Regions from separate parts of the Mus musculus genome. Here regions 1, 3, 4 and 5 are each linked to region 2. Evidence: chromatin loops called from intact Hi-C (ENCODE). Cell type or tissue: heart. All regions are shown on one strand. Region 1 has its middle 68 kb from the start of Pcdh19. Region 2 holds the start of Tspan6 (tetraspanin 6). Region 3 has its middle 47 kb from the start of Pcdh19. Region 4 has its middle 64 kb from the start of Tnmd. Region 5 overlaps Gm26851 (predicted gene, 26851).

What was found. Peaks named below come from ENCODE experiments on the same cell type or tissue, not always from the same donor. Only the 100,000 strongest peaks of a DNase experiment are listed, where the experiment ranks them.
Region 1: it touches region 2 in a loop (2.3-fold over the local background); 4 of 42 quality-filtered maps call a loop at or near these places.
Region 3: a loop joins it to region 2, with 3 times the contacts of the local background. A loop is called at or near these places in 3 of 42 quality-filtered maps.
Region 4: a loop joins it to region 2, with 8 times the contacts of the local background. A loop is called at or near these places in 12 of 42 quality-filtered maps.
Region 5: it touches region 2 in a loop (3-fold over the local background); 2 of 42 quality-filtered maps call a loop at or near these places.

Annotation. Positions count from the first base shown.
Region 1 is chrX:133,754,746-133,759,745 of GRCm38, reverse strand. No RefSeq gene overlaps it. Among named protein-coding and RNA genes, the nearest start is that of Pcdh19, 68 kb to the right of the region's middle. In heart, no CTCF peak of the experiment used is centred here; no DNase peak of the experiment used is centred here.
Region 2 is chrX:133,896,196-133,901,195 of GRCm38, reverse strand. Tspan6 (tetraspanin 6) reads left to right here and starts at 2,767. Exons shown (of 8, transcript NM_019656.3): 1 at 2,767-2,988; 2 at 3,884-4,072; 3 at 4,439-4,513. The coding sequence starts at 2,902. In heart, a CTCF peak has its summit at 2,708 (motif pointing right); a DNase peak (open chromatin) is centred at 2,825; H3K4me3 peaks cover 1,436 bases; H3K27ac peaks cover 1,319 bases.
Region 3 is chrX:133,733,183-133,738,182 of GRCm38, reverse strand. No RefSeq gene overlaps it. Among named protein-coding and RNA genes, the nearest start is that of Pcdh19, 47 kb to the right of the region's middle. In heart, a CTCF peak has its summit at 3,001; no DNase peak of the experiment used is centred here.
Region 4 is chrX:133,784,196-133,789,195 of GRCm38, reverse strand. No RefSeq gene overlaps it. Among named protein-coding and RNA genes, the nearest start is that of Tnmd, 64 kb to the left of the region's middle. In heart, a CTCF peak has its summit at 1,886; no DNase peak of the experiment used is centred here.
Region 5 is chrX:133,690,009-133,695,008 of GRCm38, reverse strand. All of the region lies in intron 1 of Gm26851 (predicted gene, 26851), which reads right to left. Among named protein-coding and RNA genes, the nearest start is that of Pcdh19, 3.5 kb to the right of the region's middle. In heart, a CTCF peak has its summit at 2,689 (motif pointing right); DNase peaks (open chromatin) are centred at 1,448, 1,788, 2,698 and 4,978; H3K4me3 peaks cover 1,941 bases; H3K27me3 peaks cover 618 bases.

The DNA of each region.
Region 1 (5,000 bases), 140 kb after region 2:
AAAGGAGTCTCAGTCTCTAAGGTCCTGCTTTGGATTGCTGAAGCTTTGTAACTCAGCTAGCTTGTGTGCCTCCTCCTTCCTCCCCACCATGGCTCTCAGCTCTGCTGGCTGCTTCCAGGAAGCAGGGAATTGCTATAAAGTTTGCATACAGACTGTAATCATGAATGCATAAAAAGCAAGTCAGGCCCTAAACACCGGTTATCATCATCATCAAACCCGGCTGTATCCCAAGGAAACAGTGCAAGGACTCCAGGAAGGAATTATGTACTGATTCTAGATACCAAAAATGTCACATTGTGTTGGCCCTTTCCCACAGATGTTGTCAAGCAAGAGGCATCATGAGACATTAAAAATTCTCTTTGCAAGCTTACAGAGCCAAACATCAGGCCTGACTCTTTCTCTCTAGAGTTACAAACTAGGCTGCTGGCTGGTCCTTTCCTTTCTCTTTGCAACTCTTTGATGTGATCTATGGCTCTAGACGGCATCCTTGGCCTACCGGCAGTCTTTCATGTAGCCCTTTCACTGGACTCTTTCTGAAATGTGTCTACAAAACCTACTAATGCTAATGTTCTTCTAAATAGGCTGCTTGCATGACAAGTGTAACTTAAAGGGACTCTTAAATGATTTCTGGGACTTTGTGAAGTTGCAGTAAACTGCTTTAATTGGGGAGTGCATATTTTGTAAAGTTTTAAGTTTGCATTCTATTCTTCAGCTTCCAGCTCTCTTCATCTTCTTGTCCCAGCTTCTAACTGTTTTAATTCAGCAGCAGTCCCCCCACCCCTTTCCTGCAAGCCTGCCTTTCTCTCTGGCTCTCTCCCTGTCTTCCCCAGCCAGCCACAAGTCAGTTGGACAGAGACTTGGTGCATATGGGACACTCTTCTTTGTGCCTTGCCATTTCTCCACGCCAGCCTATCTGCAGCTCCTGCTGCTTCTGATTTTCTCTTTAGCCCCATTTCTTAGGTCTTTGATATTCTGGACACATCAATGGAGGCACATGATGTATGGAAACCATTTCAGCTTCAAGAAAGAACAAAGTTCACAGGGTCAGGATTCAGAATAAATTTTGATTAGGTTGATGAGCCCAAAATAGACTGGAAGGAAAATGCCTGTCCCTAGCCCTCTAGGCTTCCAGCCTTCTAACCTTTTGGGCCTAGCTGACCACGCTGGCTACTATTTCTGAAAAATAAAACACATCCCAGGGTTTGCTTTCTCTGTGAAACTGAAAAAACAAACAAACAAACAAACAACAACCACCAGCAAAAACCGGCCACTGATTTCTCAGTGTTGTTTGCTTTCTAATGCCAGCAGTGAACAATTACTGAGGACTTACATGGCACATTCTTTACACAAATTAACTCATTGGATCCTTACAGTATGCAAGTAAGGTGTACAGTAAGTTAGCATTCCCATTTTACACACAAAGAAACAGAAGCACAGATAACTTAAGCAATTTGTTTCAAATTAAATAGTAAAGAATGTGCCTAGCTGGAATTCACATCTTGCAAGCCCCATGCCCCCCTTCACCCCTTCTTCCCAAGCATAGCTAATGTAGCATTGCTTGCCCCCCTTTAAATCTAGTTACACGTCTGTATACACACCTTCACTGAAAAATATGCAGGGCAGGGGCGGTGCCTTATTCCTGCTGTAGTAACAGGATCTGGGATAGTATTTTGTGTAAAATCCATGCTAAATAACAGTTGAGTGAAAAAAAAAGAATTATTTTGCTGAAGTAGAAAGTATAAGACTTTTCAAATGGAAAATCCTGGATTTTTATGCTGGGTGTGTGGTCTTGGTAAAATGATACAATTATTGAATCATAGTTTCTTCTTTTCCATCTTGGAAATAAAAGAAACTGTAAATCTCATACTGACAGTTACTGAAGATGTTTTTCTAAAGCATATAAAATAGGAAAGGTGTTCATCAGGTGCTTTTATTTATTAATTCATTTACCCATCCATCATTTGCTCATTCTATTAGTTTTGCCTATACTCTGAATAGGGTTTCTTCCTTGTCAAATTAAATTCTAATGTGGCAAGGGACAAAACAAGTGAGTAACTACGGTAAGAAACATGACATTATTTATAGACTTATTAGAAGGCTACTTACTTCATTTAGATAGGATAGCTAATAGAGTTGCTTATGGAAATGATACTGACGGTTGATATACCAAGATTAAGCAGGAGACAGCTCCATGAAAAGGCAGAAAGTGATCATTCTATGAAGGGAGACATCAGTCAAAACAAAGGCCTTGACATTAGAAGGAAATCAACGTGTTAAAAAAAGAGAGAGGGAGCCCAAATGGTTGACTCTAGAGTTAAAGGAGAGAGGAAGGAAACTAGGTTGGAGATCCAAGGAAGATGCCTGATGTGTGAGAACTTTCCCGTTCCTGTTCCCATAAAAGGGTTTTGGCCAATCTGAGGGTGGTCCAAGGCTTTAGCTATATTTAAGGCTAATGAGCAACATTTATATTCTTTGTGATTTTGGAAGCCACTTGGACTATTGTGTGGCATGTTAGAGTAAAAATTGAAATTGTTAAGTTTGACAGACCTACTGGATATCAGACAAGAACCAAAGAGATAGCTAAGTGCAGAGGTCCAGCAGTTGGGAGTGTGTGTTTTATGTCAACTCCTTTGTTGTAAGCCATGTCCAGTGAGCTGGTAAAGCATTAAGCCTGAGCATGTCTATAAGGCTGTTTCTGGATGAGCTCAGCATTCGAAACAGTAGATGAGTAGAGAAAAATCCTCCCTCGCTCCATCTGAGCACACACCAGTCAATCCAGTCGTGGCTTGGAAAGACAAACAAGGCAAAGAATGACGAATTTACTTTCTTTTCTGAATCAGGTATTCATTTTGCTGGCAAACATTATAGCTCTTAGCTCTTGGGCCTTCAGACTCAGCAACAATTCCTAGTTCTTTGGCCTTCAACGTCAGAGTGGGAACTACACCAATGGCTTCCTGGTTCGCTCATCTCAGATGTGTTTCCTCACTGGTTGTTTTGCATTTCCAGTATGGATAGCATGTGGTGACGCTTCGAGGCCTCCAGAGTCACATAAGACAAATTTCATAATGATTCTCTCTCTCCTTGTTTTGTTTCCCTTTTTTCCCATTTTTTTGTGTTTGTTTGTTTGTTTGTTTGTTTGTTTGTTTGTTTTGGGGTGGGGATAGGTGGGGAGGAATGGATAATCTTGACTAATACAAAGGTCATAGGAGAGATTAATTTATGGATAAATGCCTCTTACAATTATGTGAATAAGTGAGATTACCCAAGTAATAGTATGGAGACAAGAATAATGATGACAATGATAATAATGCTGATGAATTACACTAATGAAGCTGTACTGTTTAAAAGTATGTTCTGTACTTTTTAAAAGTATGTTAAAAGTCCAGGTACTGTTTGAAAGTATGTTCGATCTATCTAATCTCTAAACCAATGCTAAGTGTAGCTTATTTTATTTTTCCTACTCTATAGAGTGTGAAGTGCTGAGAAAGCCTTATGCATATCGTTCAATTTCACACTAAGTAGCAGACAAGACTCAAAACTAGTTAGTGTTTCTGGGTTAATTCTCTCAACCACTATAGTACCATCATCCTCTTGCAAGAAAAGAGTTCAGAATCAAGCCCTGGGGCTTAATCACAGCTGGGGGCCATGGAGAGTATGAGTCAGGAAAGAAGACCAGTAAAGGGTACCAGCTGGGTGGGGTATCATTCCAGTTGAAGCAGTAAAGGATATCAAAAAGAAGGAGATGTTCAGGCCTGGTAAATACCCTCAAGTTATATAAAGTAAGGAGATGGATATGTTTCCATTGAATATAGCATCAAAATGGAGGTAGCTGAAGCCCTCCTAACAGCAGTTTTCTTTCTTACTAGAGCTCACTGTTTTCTAGAAGGTTCCTTTCTTCAGTGATTTCCTTCCTTTGTTAACTTTTGGTAACCCCTTTAATACTATAACTGGCCTCTCAAGCCATTAGGCATGCACAATTAGATACTTTCCGCTTCCTTTGGAATTTATTCTGAATGGCATTTTATATTTGGGCTTCTATCTCATTGTCTTTTTTTTTTTTTTTTTTTTTTTTGATATGTCACGGTCAGTTTCCTTGAGTTCATTTTTCCCTTTTGGAGCTATTATCCCATTCATCAAAGGCATTACCTAAGATCCTCTTTCATCATATGCACAGCTTCCCTTTCTTTGACTGGCTGATTGAGAGTGAAGGCGGGGGAAGGGGAAGATGGCTGGTTCTTCCCAGTGGCAAACCTAAGAGCTGTGTACTAGGCAATTTTGACATACGGAGCAGTTCTTCCTTACTATTCCTATGCTTGGCTAATTGATAGACTGCATCTGAAGCAGAGGTCTCCCTCCAGCAGAGTGAGTTATTTCTACTAGGCAGTATAAAGTAAGGACAGATCACAAGACTAGTATCTACAATTGGCTCTGTGCAAGCTCTCATCTAGATTCCTTATTTAGGGCACAGTTGTATCTAGAAAGGGTGTGATTCCTTTTCGCCAGTGTGTTAGAACATATCTGAATACATCAAAATGAAAGAGTCCTCTTGAACAAGTGCTTCCCGGGGAGCGTGAACAGTGGCACACCTCAGCATCTCTGTAGGATGAGACACTTTCAGAGGGAACTTCCCCTTGCTTTGTGAAGAGTGTCCTCAGTAGGATGTCATCAGCCTGCAGAGCCTCTCTCAAGCTCAGGAGAGCAGATGGAGCAAGCACAGCAAGAGACAGACAAATGCTTATCACTATTTCTCGCTAACTTGCTCAAAACATATCAACGCTGGCTTTCACTGGAGATTTCAGTAAAGGCATTGCTTTAAAGAGAACGGAATTCATGAGGACTTCACAGAATGGTCATAGAACTCACTGTGCCAGGTTCCTCGGGAGCTGAGTTCCTCACTTGTATTTGCCATTCTATTACAGAATTTGGAAGTTTTAGGGGCCAGGAAGTTAAAGCCTTAGAGCTCTCCTCACAAAAAGGTGTCTATCTTCCATAGCAATGTT
Region 2 (5,000 bases):
TGGACATCTAGGTAGGATGTAGAATAGGTACTACAGTAACTGACTAACGCTCTACATTAATATTGGAATGTGGTCAGCCTACAAGTACTAACTACTGTTAGAGGGCAGGGATGTGGGAGGGAGAACATTCTGGGATGGGGGGGGACTTTGAGAACAGGAAATAGCTTTCATTTTCAAAGGGTTGGTGGGGAACAGGAAACCAGCCTTGTTCAGAGGATAATCTTATTGGCTTAGTGTGGAGTAGACCATTCATGTTGGTAAGGCAGTGGGGAATGAGGGCTTAATAGAGCTTGGGGGTTGGGGATTGGAGTGCCACAGAAGAGATCTGACTTAAAAGAGAGCTCTTGTTTCTGATGCCTCCTGACATGCGCCAAGAAAACCATTTCAACTTAATCTTGAAAGTTAAAGGAATTTGATAGGAAAGAGATACAAATCTCCCTGCTAAATGTTGAACGTAACAAAGTAGCCAAATATTTAAGGAAAATATTTTCTTCCATTTTTTTTTTTTGGCATCAAGTGTTTGTTGCCCAAAATGTGGAGAAAATAACCGATTGAATTAGAGAAAGAAAGATCAGATGCTCTGCCTCACCCCTTGAAGGCAGTGTCACTACCTGGGTGATTGGACTGTGGGAGCGAAGGCAAAAGGAAAACTGAACTGTCCACCCTAAGAGCAAGGAGGAACTGGTGGCAGCAGACCCTTCAGGGACTCTACAGAGCCCCCATTTGTGATTCAGAGTCCAAGCAGCAACACTCTTGGCTCCATCTGAGTCAAGATAGGTGTTTGTTTTTATATTAGTCATGTCTCACTGCAAAGAGGGCCCCATGTCTGAGGCCAGAAAGAGAGGTATGCTGGGCTTAGTCTTAGGCAAGGTACTAGGGCTCTTTGAGCCTGGTTTTCCATCTGTAAACTGAGGAGGGTAGTGGATCTGAGCTCATAATAGGACTTTTGTGATGTAGGTGCGAGGTAAGAGGTATCAAGGGCTTAGCAGCAGTGGCTGGTACATGGTGCTCAGCATTGCAGTCAGCAGTAATACTTGAAAGAAGGAACTCATCTGATGGCCCAGAGAAGCATATGTGAAGTTGCTTTAGATGGGATTAGCTGTCCTCTTGGTTGGGTTTGGGATCCAGACCCCAGCCTACATTTTAACTGAATTGAACTGTTGGATTTGTTGGCACGTCAGGGGACAAGCTGGCCCAGCAAGGCAGGAGTGGTACAAGGTGTTGTGGCCATAGGAACATTAATTTCCATGTGGGCTTTCAGTTTAGTTTGGCACTGGCTGTCCTGCAAACAAAGCAGTGTTGTGAGTGGCAGAGGAAGGGAGAGAAGGAACATTAACACATTCTTGGAAATAAGATGTGCCTTTTAGTTTTAGCTGTTCTTTCTTTCTTTCTTTCTTTCTTTCTTTCTTTCTTTCTTTCTTTCTTTCTTTCTTCAGCCACACAAAAATTACTTTCCTCTTAGGCTTACAATGAAAATGATTTCAAAGTCATGGAACAAATCTAAACTTCAGAAGAAAACTTTCTATTTAGGATGACAAGGAGTTAGCAAGACTTCCCTTGCTCGTTGTTGTTTTTAATACAGGAATCCTCAGATAGGGTCAGTTAGCTTCAGAAGGAAGCTTTGCATATTTTTAAAGCTTCCTTCCTCCAGCTGCCTGACTGCAGCTATGGTAAATGTATTCTAAAAGCTGAATGTCTGTTTCCTGATGACTTTACCTCAAAGTATTTACGGGAGTATGTTGTCCCCAGAGCAAAAATATGCACACACACAGAGAGATGAGAGAGAGGGAAAGAGAGACCCTCCAGTTTCCGAAAAGCTTTGTATTGTACCTTTGTACTTTTGGGATAAAATTTAGTATAAAGCCTGGGAATGAAATAACTCATTTTCCAAATGTTATTTTCTTGGACTGCAGATGTGTGGTTGGATGTTATAGGAACTGGTCCTAGGTCAATATTTAAACCACAGGAAAGCTCTGCATGATCAAGTCAATGGAACTTTCTTGTCCTCTGCTTCTGTAGTAGCATATTTTTCGAGCAAACTTTCAAGTAGAAAAAAAATGGGGAATCTCCTTATCTTTCATGAATACATAACCTGGCTGTAAAGTCTGTATTGAATACGAGGTAGATATTGCCTTCCAACCTTGTAGCAATACCACACACTTAACCATCTCTGCTTCACTTCATTAATTCATTTGTATTTATGTACATTTTACATACTTATTGTGAATCTGATTAGAAGAAGAAAATATCCTTATGCTGTTCTCATGAGAAGTAAAGATCGTATTCAAGTGGAGGGCAATCTGATTTTTGCTTTTATTCTTTTCTTTTAGGGCACTAGGGACCTGGGAGGCTGGACCTTCCAACATTGCGGGCAGTGATAGACAACTTACGATGAAGTAAAAAAGACTCGGGGGAGAAGGTTAGGTGGGAAACAGGAAAGATTCCATAGAGAAGCAACAACAATACCAAAAAGCCACCACCAACAAAAAGAAAAGAAGAAGAAGAAGAAGAAGAAGAAGAAGAAGAAGAAGAACAAGAACAAGAACAAGAACAAGAACAAGAACAAGAGGAAGAAGAAAAGAAGAAAAAGAAGAAAAGAAGAAGAAGAAGAAGAAGAAGAAGAAGAAGAAGAAGAAAAGAAGAAGAAGAAAAAAAACATACCGAAGCAAGTATTATTAACATTTAGTTTTCAGTAACGATCAGTAGGGGGCGTCCGATTGTTGCAACTTTCCGGGCAGCCTCCTAAGAATGACCCTCTAGAAAATCGTCTCCTGTTTCCGGTTCTTCTCAGTTGCAGATACTCGTGAGTTTTCGGCAGTTTCCGTGGAAACTCGGAAACTCTCGCGCCTGGCAAGCTCGAGCCGATCGCCCGGTGCATAGGCGCAGGGTCTCCGGGTAGTCATGGCGTCCCCATCTCGGAGGCTGCAGACTAAGCCGGTCATTACTTGTTTGAAAAGCGTTCTCTTGATCTACACTTTCATCTTTTGGGTGAGACACGGGAACGGCTGGGGAACTCTCGCTTAGGTGGTGGGTGTGACTGGGAGCAGAGAACCTCGGGTCTGGAGTGGGATGAGCTTTGGGCGGCAGTGGTTCCAGAGACCCCAGCCTTGGCCACGAGTTGGCCTAGGCCACAGTGGCGGGGTCCCCGAGATGGGAGCTGGGGTGGGCGGCACTGCGTTGGCGTTGGGGTCTTGATGTGAGATGACTGGTTGAAGTAGGACCCAGATGTCTCAGGAGATCGAGGTCGGAGCGGGAGATGAAGAAAGGGGTTAAGGCCCCTAGAGCACACGAGGTGTCCCTGAACCTTTCCTTTGAGGGGTCTTTTGCATAATAATATCTCTCTTTTCACTGCTTCATAAGAGGGGAGTTTTTCACAGGTAAGTATGGTGTGAATCTATTCCTGCCAGCCTCTCTCCTTGGGTTTTCTTTTGTGTACCATCCCTTTGTATCCTATGTCCATCCCAAAATTGGGGATGGGGGATTCGAGAAGTTTCTGGAATTCAGAAACGCCTTTAACCCTTCCCTCTCTACAAGATGGTTTTCTTTCTCGGACTGGATTAAATTGCTTGAGGAAATTTTCATTTCTAGACATGTATGCCGCAGGGAATGTATTTTACACAACGAAACAGATGGATTCATGCAGTTTTGAGATGATACCTAGTACACAACCCGCCTTTTTTTTTTCTTTTTTGCAGAACCCTTTTCTCCTACCTCTTCCATATTTACCCCATCCCATCCCCCCATATCCTAGCCACTGTGCTGTGGCAACTGGGCTGTTAATCAATTCTCACAAGCATTGTGTCTTAGATGCCTCCTGAGTTTGTGATCAAGGACTCAAGCTTGTACGGTGCCTGATTGTTTCTTTCTCTGGTTTCTCACATAGATCACTGGTGTTATCCTTCTTGCCGTTGGCATTTGGGGCAAGGTGAGCCTGGAAAATTATTTTTCCCTCTTAAATGAGAAGGCCACCAATGTGCCTTTTGTGCTCATTGGCACAGGCACTGTCATTATTCTCTTGGGCACCTTTGGTTGTTTCGCTACCTGTCGAGCCTCCGCCTGGATGCTGAAACTGGTGAGTAAGTCCTTGATTTCTTTAGAATGCTCTTGGTTTTCCTGGAAGATTCTTATATGTTCTATAATGTCTTTGTTTCTTGGAATTGGCCGTAGCTGTTTTTTCCATTCCTTATGGAAAAAAAAATACCCAAAAAAAAAAAAAAAAAAAAAAAACAAAAAAAACCAAACTACCAGTCCCTCTGCTAGCTTCCATATTTAATTAGAGCTTTGGATACTGCCTTCCCTGCCCTTTTCAATAAAAATGTGTTCAATTGATTGCTCAGAACTCCAGCCACCTCCCTCTTTTCCTCTGTGATATATGAGTCTTTTGGTCTGAGTCTTGTTTGTACTAACTTGAACTTTTAAAAACCTTTTCATCCCACAGTACGCGATGTTTCTGACACTCATTTTTTTGGTCGAACTAGTTGCCGCCATTGTTGGATTTGTTTTCAGACATGAGGTAAGCCTGACTTAGACAATCATACTATGTTAAAACTTTGTCCTTTTGTCTTAGATAAATAATTCCATAAGTGGCCCAGTTTGATAAGCTTTCAATATGTTTAAAACCATTTGAAACTGTATTTCTTTTTTTTTCATTTTTTATTAGGTATTTTCTTTATTTACATTTTAAATGTTATCCCCTTTCCTGGCCCCCCTCCCGGAAAATCCCTATTCCTTCCCCCTCCCCCTGCTCACCAACCCACCCACTCTCATTCCTGGCTCTGGCATTCCCCTACACTGGGGCATAGAACCTTCACAGGACCAAGGGCCTCTCCTCCCATTGATGTCTGACAAGGCCATCCTCTGCTACATATGCAGCTGGAGCCATGGGTTCCACCATGTGTATTCTTTGCTTGGTGGTTTAGTCCCTGGGAGCTCTGGGAGTACTGGTTAGTTCATATTGTTGTTCCTCCTATGGGGCTGCAAACCCTTTGAAGCTGTATTTC
Region 3 (5,000 bases), 160 kb after region 2:
CAGCATTGTTATCCCATTCTATACACAAGGAAACTGAGATATGTATCCCATCCAGTCTTGAATTTAAGTTCTTTCCACTTGAGAACACTAATTTCAGCCTCAAGATCATAGGAAGGGCTATGTATGTGTTTATCTGTTAATTATATTTTCATCTCCTAACAAATAGTGGGCACACAGATGCAATTGATGAGTGTTACTTACACTGTTCAAATTGACCTACACTGTGCCCTCTTGGGTTTATTTGTTCCATTCTCTATGGATCAAGCACAGTAGAAGAACAAACCACAGTGCTTCTCATTGACAATGGTTTTGGCATGTGCAAAGTTGCCCATATTCTTCCACTTGGTTGGTAAAGTATGACTTGGAGTAAGGAATGGCTATGGCTTCTTCCTTGTTGACCTTGGTATAAAGTTACAAGCTGCTTGATGGGTAGGTGATTATGAGTTTTGAAGAGCAAGCAGTTCCTTTGTCCAGAATCCACTTCTGGCCTTCCTTTCTGGCTATGGAGTTTTGCGATATCCATAGATTGTACTCAGTTCCATGATAAAGTGTACATCATGGACATCAACAAAGACTTATAAACCAACTCAATGCTGGTTGGTAGCACCCAGGCATTACTGACAGTATGCAAGAGGAGATCACAGGTCTGGCACCAAGCATGGTGAAGTCCATGATCATTGTTGCCCTGAGCAAAAGTATGCAGTAGATTTTTCTCTTCTGGCCTTGATACCCACCTTCCAGAAGATATGCATCAGCAACCAGAAGTATGATGAGTTGGACCTCGGCATCATCCTCTGCAAATGCTTCTAGATGGATTAAGCAGGCATCAGGTATCTCTTCCATGGCCAGATTCTGAAGTACCAATTTGCCCTAGCAAATTTACATATCTCAGGCTAGCATCACGAAACTGAAATAAGCCCCTGAGAAGAAGTTTGTCCTTAGCCGGGAAGTGGTGGCACACACCTTTAATACTAGCACTTGGGAGGCAGAGGCAGGCAGATTTCTGAGTTTGAGGCCAGCCTGGTCTACAGAGTGAGTTCTGGGACAGCCAGAGCTCCACAGAGAAACCCTGTCTCAGAAAAAAGAAGGAGGAGGAGGAAGAGGAGGAGGAGGAGGAGGAGGAGGAGGAGGAGGAGGAGGAGGAGGATTGTCCTTGAAGTTTACATCTGATATCAAGTATATATTGTAGAAGTTGTTGATTTTTGACCTTGATTTCCCATTAACTGTTTTGCTGGTATTTGTTTAATACCCTGTGCATATCTATCATGGTTTAAACCATACTGACTATACAATGTGTCACTGTACAGAGAAAAATGAATAAAGTGCTGTGGTACACAAAGGAGTAAAACCAATTCATGAGGAGAGGCCCTAGGTCCTGTGAAGGTTCTAGGCCCCAGTATAGGGGAATGCTCACACCAGGAATGGAAGTGGGTGGGTTGGGGAGCAGGGGGAGGCGATAGGGGAAAAATGAAGAGGTTTTCTGGGGGGAAACTAGAAAAGGGGATAACATTTGAAATGTAAATAAGGAAAATATCTAATAAAAGAAAAAGAAAAACAAACAAACAAAATCTCTCCAGCCTCTAGAAGATTTATTTGTTTGTTTGTTTGTTTGTTTGTTTATTTATTTATTTATTATATGGTATACTGTAGCTGTCTTCAGACACACCAGAAGACTGTGTCAGATCTCATTACAGATAGTTGTGAGCCACCATGTGGTTGCTGAGATTTGAACTCAGGACCTCCAGAAAAGCAGTCAATGCTCTTAACCGCTGAGCCATCTCTCCAGCCCCTGATGGATTTTAATGAATTAAATGATTCTACTAGTGCAGCATTTCTCAATCTGTTGCTCGTGGCTCCTTTAAAAGACCTCAATCTCCAAAAATATTTACATTACAATTTATAACAGTAGCAAAATTACAGTTATGAAGTAGCAATAAAATAAATTTATGGTTGGGGTCACCACAACATTCAGAACTCTATTAAAGATTGGAACATTGGGATGGCTGAGAACCGCTGTACCAGTGGCAGAGAGAAATTTCAACCAGACTTCAAAAGAAAACTAGGAAGGTCACGGTCTTAAGTGGTATGCACTTTATACTGAAGTGGATACCATGCACCCACTAGAGCTGCACAGATGTCCTTGAGCTGTTAGAGTGCTAGTCCCAACCTACTTTGAGTTTCTGGTCTGTGGCTGGAATTTACTGGTATTATTAAATTGAAAGTGAAATCACAAGCATATGAAATATGTTCTCATTTAAAATCACACAATAAGGAAAAAAAGCAAAGATTCCCTTTAATGTACCTTCCACCACCAGTTTGATGTGCAGCGTCTTAAAATTTTATATGAGCTGTACTCTATACCCATATATAAACAAAAGTATATCGTTGGGTGTTGTATTCTTTACGTAAATAACATCCTACTCTATGCGTCGTTTTAAAACTTGTTTTATACATTGAGCAATATGTGTCAAAGCACTTTCTGTTGTTATTATGAACAGACCTATCTCGTCTTACACATCTGCACAGTATTCCGTTCTTTAGATGAGCCAGATAAAGTTAATGTTCTACTTTTTGTGCTCCCCCTACTTCTCTTTGTGCCTCCAACTCTCCTTCTGCGGTTACCAACAGTAGTGGAGTGAGGATGCTTACAAATGCCCAGTTCTGCTCATGAGCAAGAATTGCTCTGGGTAGAAACTTAAAAGTGGAATTTCTTGGCTGGAGAACATGCTCATGTAAATTTCAGGAGGTGACTGCCAAGTTATATAATTAGAGTTAATGAAAGTAGAGAAATACCATTAATGCTGTCAGAACTCATTGGAGTTTCTGCTCTCGACTCGCTTTTGCTTATTTCGAGGTTGGTTATCCTTCGCTTCTCAGGGAGGTCATTTTTGAAATATTTTAGCCATTCTCAGAAAAAGGCAAGGAGAAAAACAGCCCTGCTTCAACTTATTTGCATGAAGTTAGGGGGAAAACACTAAGAGGTCCCCTAGTGGCCACATGTTGTCAGTGCAGCTCTGGCTGCCTGGGCTCAGCTGGGGATCCAGGGAAGGCAGAGAGAGATTTGTGCATGGGTTGGGGGTTGGGATTCATACTTTTAGGCCAAAATATATATACTTGCACACACTTTACACTTCTTTCGGATCCCGGGGAGCACATCATCTCTGGGGTTCTTTATTCTCCCCCTAACTCAAGTGAAGAAAAAGGAAAGCCCTGTGATTTATAGAGACATGAAACATGCTGAAGAACTACTGCCATCTACAGACCTGAAAACTGCCCTCAAGCTGTCTTAAAATTTTCCCCACGAATCTCCATTGACTTCTTAACTAACTTCAAGTTATCTCTGATTTTCTTAAAACCATGAAACTCAAAACAACAACACGAGCATGGCTCACGATTTATAATTCAGCATTAGTTAGTGTTTTCAAACACCCCTGCTTCAATTTTGAGTCGTAGTGTTTTCCTTTGCATATGTTTGTCTATATTAGCATAGTCACAGTTTATATATTCCTTATAGTTTGCAAAGCACTTTCATATGCAACATTTTATTTGTTCCTTGTAGCAATCCCTACTGTCCCTGATTTCACAGGAAATTGTATTCAGGGGAGTTCAGTTTATGCCTCAAAATAAACTGAACCTTGGCTTAATGAATTAATTAGAATTTTTGCCTCTGAATATAAGCATATTTTCCTTATTTTGTTTTCATCCTATGAAGATGAGAAAACTAAGTCTTACCCTTTGAGTTCCCTAAGGCTTATTATAAACAAACTTCTGGCGAATAAGATAAACAGTCTGAAGATGAGGACAGCTTTGTTCCCTGGTTTTAAAGAGAAGTCTCCTTAGGTATGACAGTGAAGGCTGAGCTACTGTCTAGTAGCAACCCACCCCATTCCCTCTTCAGTCCAATTCCCATCATGCCAGAGACTGAGCTGTGGGTCAGCTTGGCGCTGCAGCTGTCATTTGTTGAGTCCGACTCTGTGGGTGATTGTTACCTGACTCCATTTCTCAAGAGGAGGCTTTCTGTGTTTGCTGGTAGTGAACTTGTTGGGCTGGAGCCTCTGTATTTTTCTTGGTATTCATAATGTCAAACTGGAGTTTAACCTTGGAGTCACTATAAAGCCCTTCTCTCCAGCTCCCACAGTATGTGGTACTTGTTGAGGGCTTGGGAGGTGCTAGGCACTGTCATTAGCGCTTTACAAAATTTCTACACACATAGGCCCTAAGAAGTAGGGATCATTATTTCCAATAGATTTCTAGAGATGAAGAAACTGAAGCTCAGGGCTCTTAAGGGACTTGCTGAAATTCACAGAGCTTATGCATGGCAGAGTTAGTGAATGAGTCCAAGTTCATCTGATTTCAAAACTCATTTTCCTAACCATTTTAAATCTCTTGAGAAGCTTTCCACATACACATTTCAATGATTCCTAAAAGAACTTTATTAGCATTTTGTCACCCATAACCCAAATATCTAGTAGAGACAACTTAAGGGCAAGGATTCGTTTTGGCTCATGTTTTTGGATGGATTTCTCCATCATGTCAGGGAAAGTGTGGTGTGGTAGAACAGAGCAGTTCATGTCACAGTAGACCAGGAAGCAAAGAAAGGCTGTGCCCGTCCCTTGTTATCATTGCTTCATTTTTCTTTTGTTTTTATTCTGTGGGGTTCCAAGCCTGCATTATTGTATTAACTCCATTTGTAACAGGTTTTCCCTCTTAGGTAATAATTTACAGAAATAGCCTCATTGCCATACCCATTGGCAAGCCTCAATATCTCCTAAGTGCTTCTAACTCTTAGTCAAGTTGAAAATGAAGATTAACTATTGCAAAAACACATATGACTTAGCAGGAAAGCAGAAACACAAGAGCAACAATTGTCCTTTGCTCAAGCACTTTACCAATGCACAAATGTCTCCAAAGTATGAATTAGAACATGAATTTTTTTTGTTGTTTCTCAGATTTTAATTCAAGTCTTGGTTTTGCCTCTTTGCTATCCTTTTGTTTCCTTA
Region 4 (5,000 bases), 110 kb after region 2:
TCAGGGCTTGACGTTTTATATATATTTGATAAGCAATTAAAGGGTTCCTTGCTAGTAGAAGTCTACTTTTCCCACTCTCAGTATCCTTTAGTTGTCTATAGGTTTGTGTTCTGTTTTGATTTGTTTGTTTTTGTGTAGAAGTGGGAATTTTCATGAGATTTCTCCCTTCCATGGACGCATGCCTATTGGTGCGGTCTTTATTCAGGCCTTGTCTATGTAGTCATGCTATTGAGATATCATGGATATCATTCCCAGTTTGCTCTCTACTTCCTGTTTATGGTTTGTGATTTGAACCTTCAAGTCTCAGCTTCCAGATTCACTTGCCTTGCCTGTACTTACTGATGCCATACTTACTGATGGTAATGGCGACAGAGTCATCCCTCTGGAATCATAAGCTCAGATAAATCCTTCTTTCTATAAATTGCCTTGGTCATGGTGTTTTATTGCAGCAATAGAAAAGTAACTACTACATCCCCCTCAATGTTCTTTTAATATTGTTAAAGTCAAATAGACTCTCTTATGTCATTTCCTTAGCTCTTGTAAAGGTGTTTTCCATATATGAACAGATGTTCACATTCAGGAGTCTATCAATGGAGAATCTTACACGAACTCCATATGTCTTTGCCCACCTTTTGTTTAATTGAGAAATAGAAATGGTCATACTTTCATTAACACTACATTTGTTTAACTAAGATGTAGGCAATAAACATTACTAAAAGTTTTGGGTTTTATTTTTAATATTGAATGGAAAGAGAATAAAATATCTTAACTATTTATTTCACCAGTTTGATTATTTAACATGAATTATGCATAAGAGGAGTTTTATTTAAGAAATGGTTGTAGTTATAGAATAATTGTCTCTATATGATATAGCCATATATATCATATATATAGTAGATGTAACAAATGTCTCCAACCTTTTTATTTCTCCTGGGTTTTTTTGTTTGTTTGTTTGTTTTGTTTTGGTTAAACAATATGTGTGTTACCTTTTTAATTTAAGCAAATTTTCCTCTTTCTTTTCTTTTCTTTTTTTCTTTTTTCTTTTTTTTTTCCAGAGCTAGTTTATGGCTAGACCAAAGTAGACTCCCACTGTCTTTATCCACTTCCTTTGTCTTATAGTTCTGGAAAGACATGCTTAGATGTACAGAAGAGTTAAATGAAGGCAAGAGAGCAGAGGGCTTCAAGAGGGTGCTGTAAAAAATGCTCTTTATTCTCAGGAAATGCATGCCAGAGACCTTAAGGACAATGAAATGATATCTGCAACCTAGACAATGCATGGTGAAGCAGCTAGAGTATGTCAGGATGATTGAAGAAAGGTAGCAGAAAGAGGGAGGGTGAGTAGGAGGTTGTAATGGAAAGGCAAAAAATGTGGTGAGTCTCAGTGAACAGGTATATTGCTGCTTTTTATAGTATTCTTTCAACTTCTTTTTTTTGGTAAATTTACAATGAAAAAGTGGAAAACAGAAAATAATGTGAAGGGTAACTGCCTTATAACTGGTTCAGATGCACCTTGGGGAGAGGCTGATGGGATGTATATTGGGTGATACAGTGAAGTCTTAATAAAATAATGGCTTTGGAAGGGTTAGGGAAGAAAGAGGAAAAAAATGGACTGCACAAGGTGGGAACATGAGCAAGAGGTGAGACAGTGGAATCAATTATACAGACTGAGCAACAGTGAAAATAGACAAGAATTTGACTGATACAAATAGAATTTAAAATGTTGTTATTGATATTTGCCTAGTCATGGATGCCCACTAAAGTGAAATTAGTGTTTGCCCTTCCATTTTCCCTCCACACACATGCCTGTTCAGATGTGTAAAATAGAGACTTAGGAAACCAATAAATTATATAAAGAATAAAATGCACAATGCTACCATCTAGAGTATCCACTGAAAATTACAGCCACTATTGACAATTCAGGAGACTTGTTCAGAAATTGTGGATTCTGGATCTATTTGTTTTGTGTTAGGAGCAATTAGAAAGATATGCGAATTTTTTTTTTTACTATAGTTTAGCATGTGAGGACACATATTTTGATTTCTAAGTGAAAGATTTCAAATGACAAAGTTCTAATGTTTGATCACAATAAAAGTCTCGTTTTCCTTCCTACAGGGTTACAAACCCCTTCAGCTCCTTGGGTCCTTTCTCTAGCTCCTCTGTTGGGATCTCCATGCTCAGTCCAATGGTTGGCTATGAGCATCAACCTCTGTATTTGTCAGGCTCTGGCAGGACCTCTCAGGAGACAGCTCTAACAGGCCTTCATCAGCAAGCACTTATTGTCATCTGCAATAGTGTCTGGGTTTGATGTCTGGAGATGGGATGGATCTCTAGGTGGGGCAGTCTCTGGATAGCCTTTCCTTCAGTTTCTGCTCCACTCTTTGTTCCCGCATTTCCTTTTGACAGGAGCAATCCTGGGTTAATATTTTTGAGATGGATGGGTGACCCCATCCCTCAACTGGGGGCTGTACCTATCCACTGGATATGGTCTCTATAGGTTCTCTCTCCCCTTTGTTGGGTATTTCAGCTAGTGTCCTCCAACCAGACTCCCAAAGCTCCCAGGGACTAAACCACCAACCGAAGAGTACACAGTGGATACCCATGGCTCCAGCTGCATATGTAGCAGAGGATTCATTGCCTTATCTGGCATCACTGGGAGAGGAGACCCTTGGTCCTGTGGAGGCTTGATGACCCAGGGTAGGGGAATGCTAGGGTGTTGAGGTAGGAGTGGGTCGGCATATGGGGGAGCACACTAATAGAGGCAGGGGGAGGAGATAGGGGTTTTGTACAGGGGAAACTGGGAAAGGGTATAACATTTGAAATATAAATAAATAAAATAACCAATAAAAATGGGAGAAAAAAACTAAAAAAAAAAAAGTCTCATTTTCCTGAACATCCTGTGGAGAGTAACTGAAGTATTTAGAAGAGAGCTTAGACATCTCAGTAAAATCCAGTTGTTGTGTTTAGTTTGGGGAGTAAGTGGGGTTTTTTGTTTGTTTTATTTATTTTTTCTTCAGAAAAACACCACTGGTTTCCATTTTCCGGAGAGTCACTGTAAACAGGATAATGGTAAAGGAGAAGCAGAAAATCAAAGTTCCAGACAGAGGGAATATTGAGAACAAAGGTAGACCACATGGAGCACATGTGGAAAACAGGCGTCAGCCTGGTGTGTTAGTATTTATTTATTTATTTATTTATTTATTTATTTATTTATTTGCTGTCACGGATATCTGACCAGATCAAGTTAGGAGGAAATTTTTATTTTAGATCATAGTTTCAGAGATTTCAATTTGTGGTTACCTGGCTATGGGCCTGAGACAATTCATGTCAGTAGGCCATGGTAGAGAAAAATTGGCTTAATTCATTATTGCAGGCAGAAGGAGGAGGAAGACAGATCAATATACCCTTCACAGGCAGACTATCTCAAACAAGATTCCATCTTTCATAATCTCCCCTGGACATTAAATAAAATCCCTCATGACTCACTTTCCTCTCAGTTAAATTGGTTCCAATAACAAGACACAAGCTTTTCATATGCATGCTTTTGTTCATAGAGTATGTGATGGGTACATATTGTTTATGTGTGGTATGAGCACTTGAATATGCTCATTGTGTATGCCCATGTGTGTATATGCCAAACCCAGAGCAAGACGTCCAGTATCTTCCTCAATCACTCTGTACCTTATTCCTGTGAGACAAGGTCTCTCACTGAACTGGAAGATAGCTATTTCAGCTAGAATGGTAAGCCATGAATTCTCAAAATCAGGTTATCTCTATGCCCACAATTCTGGGATTCTGTCTGTCACTACCCTCAGGGCTGAGTTGCAGTCATGCATAGCTATGCACAGCTTTTCAAAATGTGGATGTTGGGGGTTTGAACTCAGGTTTTTATGCTTGTAGTGCAATGACCCTTTTCTATTGAATCATCTCCTTAGCCAAAGGTATGAGTCTTTCGGGGAGCATTTTATATTCAAACCACAACATCTGTATAAACAGAGTATGAAATGCATTGTGGTAGCATCTACTCATCTCTCTTCTTTCCATCCCAAATTTTATCCTTGAGAGTAGAGATTCATTTTTGGTTTCCTTCTAAGGACCTAATATAATACTTGACAGAGTACACAACAGTCATTTGGCAGATTTTGTGTTATCAGCTGATCTCATTGCATTTCCTAAGTATATGGATGTCAGAAATAATCACAAGGGCAAATACTGGAGGTATGACTATAGTACTTGAAATTAGGCAAGTCTAACTCTCAGCTAATATCCAGAGCAAAACTTGCCAGACCTTAATAAGAATTAGCTGGGATTGTGTAAATACACAGATTCTGATTCACTGGTGTGAGGTGAAGCCTCTAATTCTACATTGCTAATAACTTCTCTGCTCATGGTGATTATTACTAGTCTACAGAATTACATATGGTGCAGCAAGGACTTAGAGGGTCCTGACTCCCTTCTTAAACTTTTTAGACTTCCAAAATGTAGGTGACTGAGCATAGGTATCGCTGATGAGAAAGTTCAGCTTAAGATACCTGACAAAAACTGCAGTGGCACATTCACACTGATGACACTCAACTTAATTGATAGAAACATTATTTTTCTCATAAGTGGTTTCTAGTCTTGGTTGAAAGAATCAATCTTTACTCTCCACTATTGATTGTATACCTCCTTGTTTAACTCTATATCTATTTCCTTTTGTGTTTGTTAGGTGAACACCTCATATCAGCAAGAGTAAAATTTTAGTTATTGCTAATCTTAATATGATTCTTATTATAAGAATAATTATGATAATGACATAAATTGTGCTTTTCATTTATTAATACATTTCACTATTTTCTTGCTTTTTGAGCAAGATAATCTATACAACTTAAATAGTTTTCTATCACGTTGAAGGTGAAGATTGATAGAAAATAGCTTGATGATGATGATGATGAAGGAGGAAGAGAAGAAATTGCTGTAAATTTTGGATAAATCTGATAAATTGCAAAATGCTGCCCAGCCTT
Region 5 (5,000 bases), 210 kb after region 2:
TATAAGAATGAACATATGTGTATATATGTTTTTTCAAATATCTATATCTACCTATATGTATGTATGTATGTGTGTGTGTGTGTGTGTATGTATGTATGTATGTATGTATGTATGTATGTATCTATCTATCTATCTATCTATCTCTGTCTGTCTATCTATCTATCTATCTATCTATCTATCTATCTATCTATCTATCTATCTACATTTGGAAAGCTAATCATCCGGGCACATTTTGTAGAGCTGATGTTTTGACTAGGCATCTTTCAGCACCTGAAACTATTCCTTTGTGTAGAATTTCTGCTCCAGTTCCTGCTTTACTTGAACCACCTTAGAAGAAGCAGAATTGGCTGAAAGGTAGAGAACTCTAGGTTGAGAATCCAAAGCTCTGTTCCCACAAGAAGCTCTAATCTAAGAGAGTTACATAAGTACCAAGTCCCTGGGATTCTCTAGGTTGTGGCATTATGGCTTGGTAGTAGTGATAATGAAAAATGATAAATAAAAATAAAAATAAAAATAAAAATGTGTTTGTCTTCAAAGAAAGCATCCTAGTTTTAATCTCTCCTTGTAAACATGGGTGTCCCCTTTTCAATTGTTTTTGTGAAGCTCTCTAATTTGGGGACCCCCCCATTTTCAAGGTGCCAAAAGCCTTTCTTCTGGAAAGCTGTGGAATGTCACTCTTATCCTCCTTCTTAGGGATGAGAGTGGCAACAGTGAGAAATCCAGGCAGGAATTGATCATAGTGCCTTTGAAGGGAAAGCAGTTTGTTTTCGAATGTGGTGGTGGTGGTGAGAATAACATTTGGCATGAGGTTGCACCTAGGAAACTGGCATTTGGGATCCACTTGGAGAGAATTCACATGAAAAGACAGAGGCTGTAATGCTGAGAGCCCAAATGGCGCTGTCAAAACTTCACAGGTGATCACTGCAGGGCAGTGCAGAAGGTGTTAGAGAACAGTGTCATTTATTGAAATGTATCTGCTGATTTAGCCTTTGCTAATTAAATGGTCCTCATGATGTGTGTTTATTTAGGGACAGTTATGAGTCTGGCAGCAGCAGGGGTTTGGTCATGTGGGAAACAGAATTCCTAAAGAGAGATGGCATAAGGTTTGGGGTCAGGGTTGGATTAACTTCTTCAGGGATGTTGGCCTTGTCAAAATTGGAAGACTTGGAGTGATTAATAGCCTTTTTCGTCTCCACCGTCCATGACCTTTTCTGTATTTCTTGGAAAAGGCAAACATTGGGACCACAGTGAGCAATTTTAGCACTTGAGAATATTTTCTGTATTTTGTTGATGTCCGATGTCCTGCAACTCCCACTGTCACTGTTTCCCTCTGTAACAAGGCAAGGGTGGGTGGGGCTTGGCAGGAAGAGAAAGGAAAAAGTAAAGCTGACCTCAACATCTTTCCTTGCCCCCGCCTCTCATCTTTAGTTTTCCTGGTGTTCCAAAAGAGTCAGAAACAGGTATCATAGTGGAAACCACACCTCATTCCTGCTCCACAGGCCCACATCCCTGGCTGTTCCTCTTGTTGCTTTTACCTCAACTGCCTGGGTCAGTGAGGGTGGAGGAGGGGAAGTCACTCCAAATGGGATCATTTGGGGTAGAAGGGATTCGAATTTCAGCAAACTGTCAACATAATAAACCCCACTTTAGTTCTTTCTCAAGGAATATTTATAGTGTATAGAAACTACATGCTGTTAATCAATTAGTGAACTGAAGTTTAATCTTCACAGGGACAAGGTCCATCTTTAGAAAACTCCGTACTCCCTAACACAATGCTGGGCACACAGCCAGCACTTGTTGATTTCACAAGGAAAGTGGTTGAGTTTTGTGTAATGAGGTCATCTTGGCAAATCATTGAGCTGCTCTGCAACTGTGCTTCCACATCTGCAAAGACTTTTTACCTCCCATAGTTACCGTAAAGCTGAAATGAGATGATGATTTTAATAAGGACACTTTCCTGCCTCTGTCTGCTAACCCCTCCCCTTTCCTTCTTTTATTCTGTGTATTCTAAACATTGCATCTCAAGCCAGGAGAGAAGATATGTAGTCAAGAAAAGTGAGATTGACTCTGGCTAGCTTTTAAATCAAGCCTTTCTTTCTAAGAGAATATTGCCAGGCCACTGGTCAAATTTTTGGTGAATGGGATGCTCATGAGATGCAGCAAAACTCAAGCTAGAAGAATCTGGTTTTCTGCAGCAAGGTCAGAGATGAAAAGAATAAATAGGTAGGGAGGTGGAGACCAAGGAAAACTGGAGTGGCTTGAATGTTATTCTTTTGGAAGGGGGGTGGGCTGAAACAAGTAACTTTGTAAACATATCTCAGAAACCTCCCTTACATGTTTCTAAGTCTACAGTCCCTCATACCCTGGTATCTTAGTCCCTACCATAAATTTAAACTTATCTGAGTCAAACCTTCCCTTCTGAGTCTTGGTGCTGCAAAGATTAGACTCGTGTATCAGCTTGATTTAAAGGCAAGAATTTCCCCATTTTTTTCAATTGACATTCTGGACTATTTTAGTGGCGTGCATAAAAATCAAAGGACAAAAAAAATCACATTTTTAAAAACAATTTTGATTCTGGCCTTTGTTGCCTAAGGAACTGACTTGGCCTAGAAAGCTGCAGCAGGCTGTACAGCTAGTACCCAGAGCCTCCTGTTTCCTGTTAGGTGGAAAAATACTAAAGATGGTCACTAGATGGCCCTCTTGTGTCTCTAAAGAGGCCGAGGAGGCGGGGCTCCCCTCAGGATTGAAGTAAACGGAAGCTAAAACGAACAGAACTTTCTTTTTGTTTTTTATTATCTACATGCAGACGCTTTTAGTCAGCTAGCTAATAAATTCCCGATAATGAAAGTGGTTTGGGGCCCTTCATTTAGTTAGTAGTATTGTTGGAATGCAATAATCTCTGGCACATATTAGGGAATAAAAGAAGTCAGAAAGGAAAGGGTGTTAGGATTATCTATAGACATAGACTGGGGGATGGAAGAACTATTGTGTGTGCAGGGGGTTGTAACTGTCACTGTGAGCTTGGGGGTGGGGGAGGCGATGGGAAAGAATGGAAGCAGATACATATGGCCCCCTGCCTCTCTCAGCATTTGGCCTTCTGTAAAAGCAGTTTGGTAACTGAAAATACTTTGGTGCTCTGCTTGGAATAAGAGGGGTGCCTGGAATGTGAGCAGTGAGCAAGAAGCCTGGGAAATGGTGCCATTGCGTTAGGGAAGCGGGTTGTCTTTGCAAAGGCAGAACATGTCTTTACAATGCGATTGCAATTACAAAGGTAATGCCATTCTACATGAATTGAATTCTCCTATTTATCTTTAAAAAGACAGCAGAATATAGACATTCTATTAGCACTCCCTAAGGTAAGAGAGGTCCGCAGTCTTCTTAGCTTGTTGTGTGCATCTTTTCAAATGCCACGGCAATGTTAATCATTTTACCTGAGTAATTCTTCCATTTCTCATTACCTGGGGGATTGGTAATGGCCGAGACTACTTCTCAGACTCTTTGCTCCCGCTCAATCAAGCCGTGGAGGCGCCAGTTTACTTTTATTGATCAGCGGGTTCCTGACAGCCTTCGCCACAAGGAAGCGGCATCATCCTTTTTTAACTTAAAGGGGAACAGATCGCCTTAAAGTTTACAGCTAAGAGCTTCTAAGCATAGCATGCAAACATTTTAGCATGCTGCTAATTGTTGTGTTTAAATAGTCCCAGCCATATTTTAGAAAGCTGCCAAACACGGAACTCACATCCCGTGATTAGATAGCAAAGCCATTTCAAATGCCTTTTTAGACCTTTTTAATTAGACCAAGCCGCGCTTCACCACCCCCCCTCGCTGACATCAAAGGTAAATAACTATGATAAATCAAATGGCAGCCTTCCTTTAGCAGCCCCCCCGCCCCCGTGAGGTGCGCCCGCGCTGCCTGCCATGTTCAGCTCTTTCACTACTTGCCCATTTCTCTAAGGGTGTCTGAGAAAAAAAAAAAACCTGAAAACAAAAACAAAACTGGGCGGGCCACAGGACCGACTCTCTGAAGCCACCCTTTCAGCAGTCTACCCACAGCTCTAAGTGATCAAAATAAAATGATTCTCACTGCAGATGCCATGTTTTTTCTCCCTGATGTTCTGGGCTGAATTGCATTTTAATGTGAAATAAACCCCTTGAGCCAGGCGGACCAGGCACTTTCTCCTTGGCCTTGGCTACACTTTCAGACGGTCCAGTCTCAACCTCACTAGCAAAATAATTCCTTTGTGTGTGTGTGTGTGTGTGTGTGTGTGTGTGTGTGTGTGTGTGTAGGCTCTCTTGGCACTCCCACCACCAAGGTAAAGGCTGCTAACCTAGCTCCTTTGGATGATATATTATTTTAAGCATCTGGGTCGCTCTTTGTAAGAAGATGGCAGTTTTGGGGGAAAAAACCCCATTATGTGTTCAAATGCGTTTTTCATTTTCGTATTTAATTTTTTTGAAGGGCAAAAACGAGTCTCATTTTGAGACTACGGGTTCAGGTCAAAGCCGCTGGGCTAATTATGAGTTTCTTCAACCAAGACTCCCAAATAACAGACACTAATAACTCAGAAAGGAGGTTTGCTCTATCCAAGAACTGTGAATTCAGAAGCTATTTCCCATCCTCAATCTGTAATTTAAAAGAAAAAAAACTGGAAAAAATGTTCATCGAGGGCGCATTTGATTCTTTCCGCTTGAGATCTTAATTAAGAGCCTAAGAGCCTTAGATCTGGGCGGGGAAGAGTCCACCTCTGTTTCTAGGGTGCCTTTGGTCCAAAAGGCAGAGTAAGCTTGATGTCAACCCTGGCCACGCCGGCCTCTGGCTTTCCAGCATTGGCAAAGGCTACAGCTGCCACCGCCACCCAAGGAGAAGTGGAAGCCCCCCTACCCTCCAGACAGAACCGGCCCCGGGGAACACTGAGCGCCCACCACACCATAGTGGGCTCACGGCGGCTAGGGACCTCGGCGCGCCCACTCCGAAGCTTCTGTCCGGGTCTGGGCTCTCT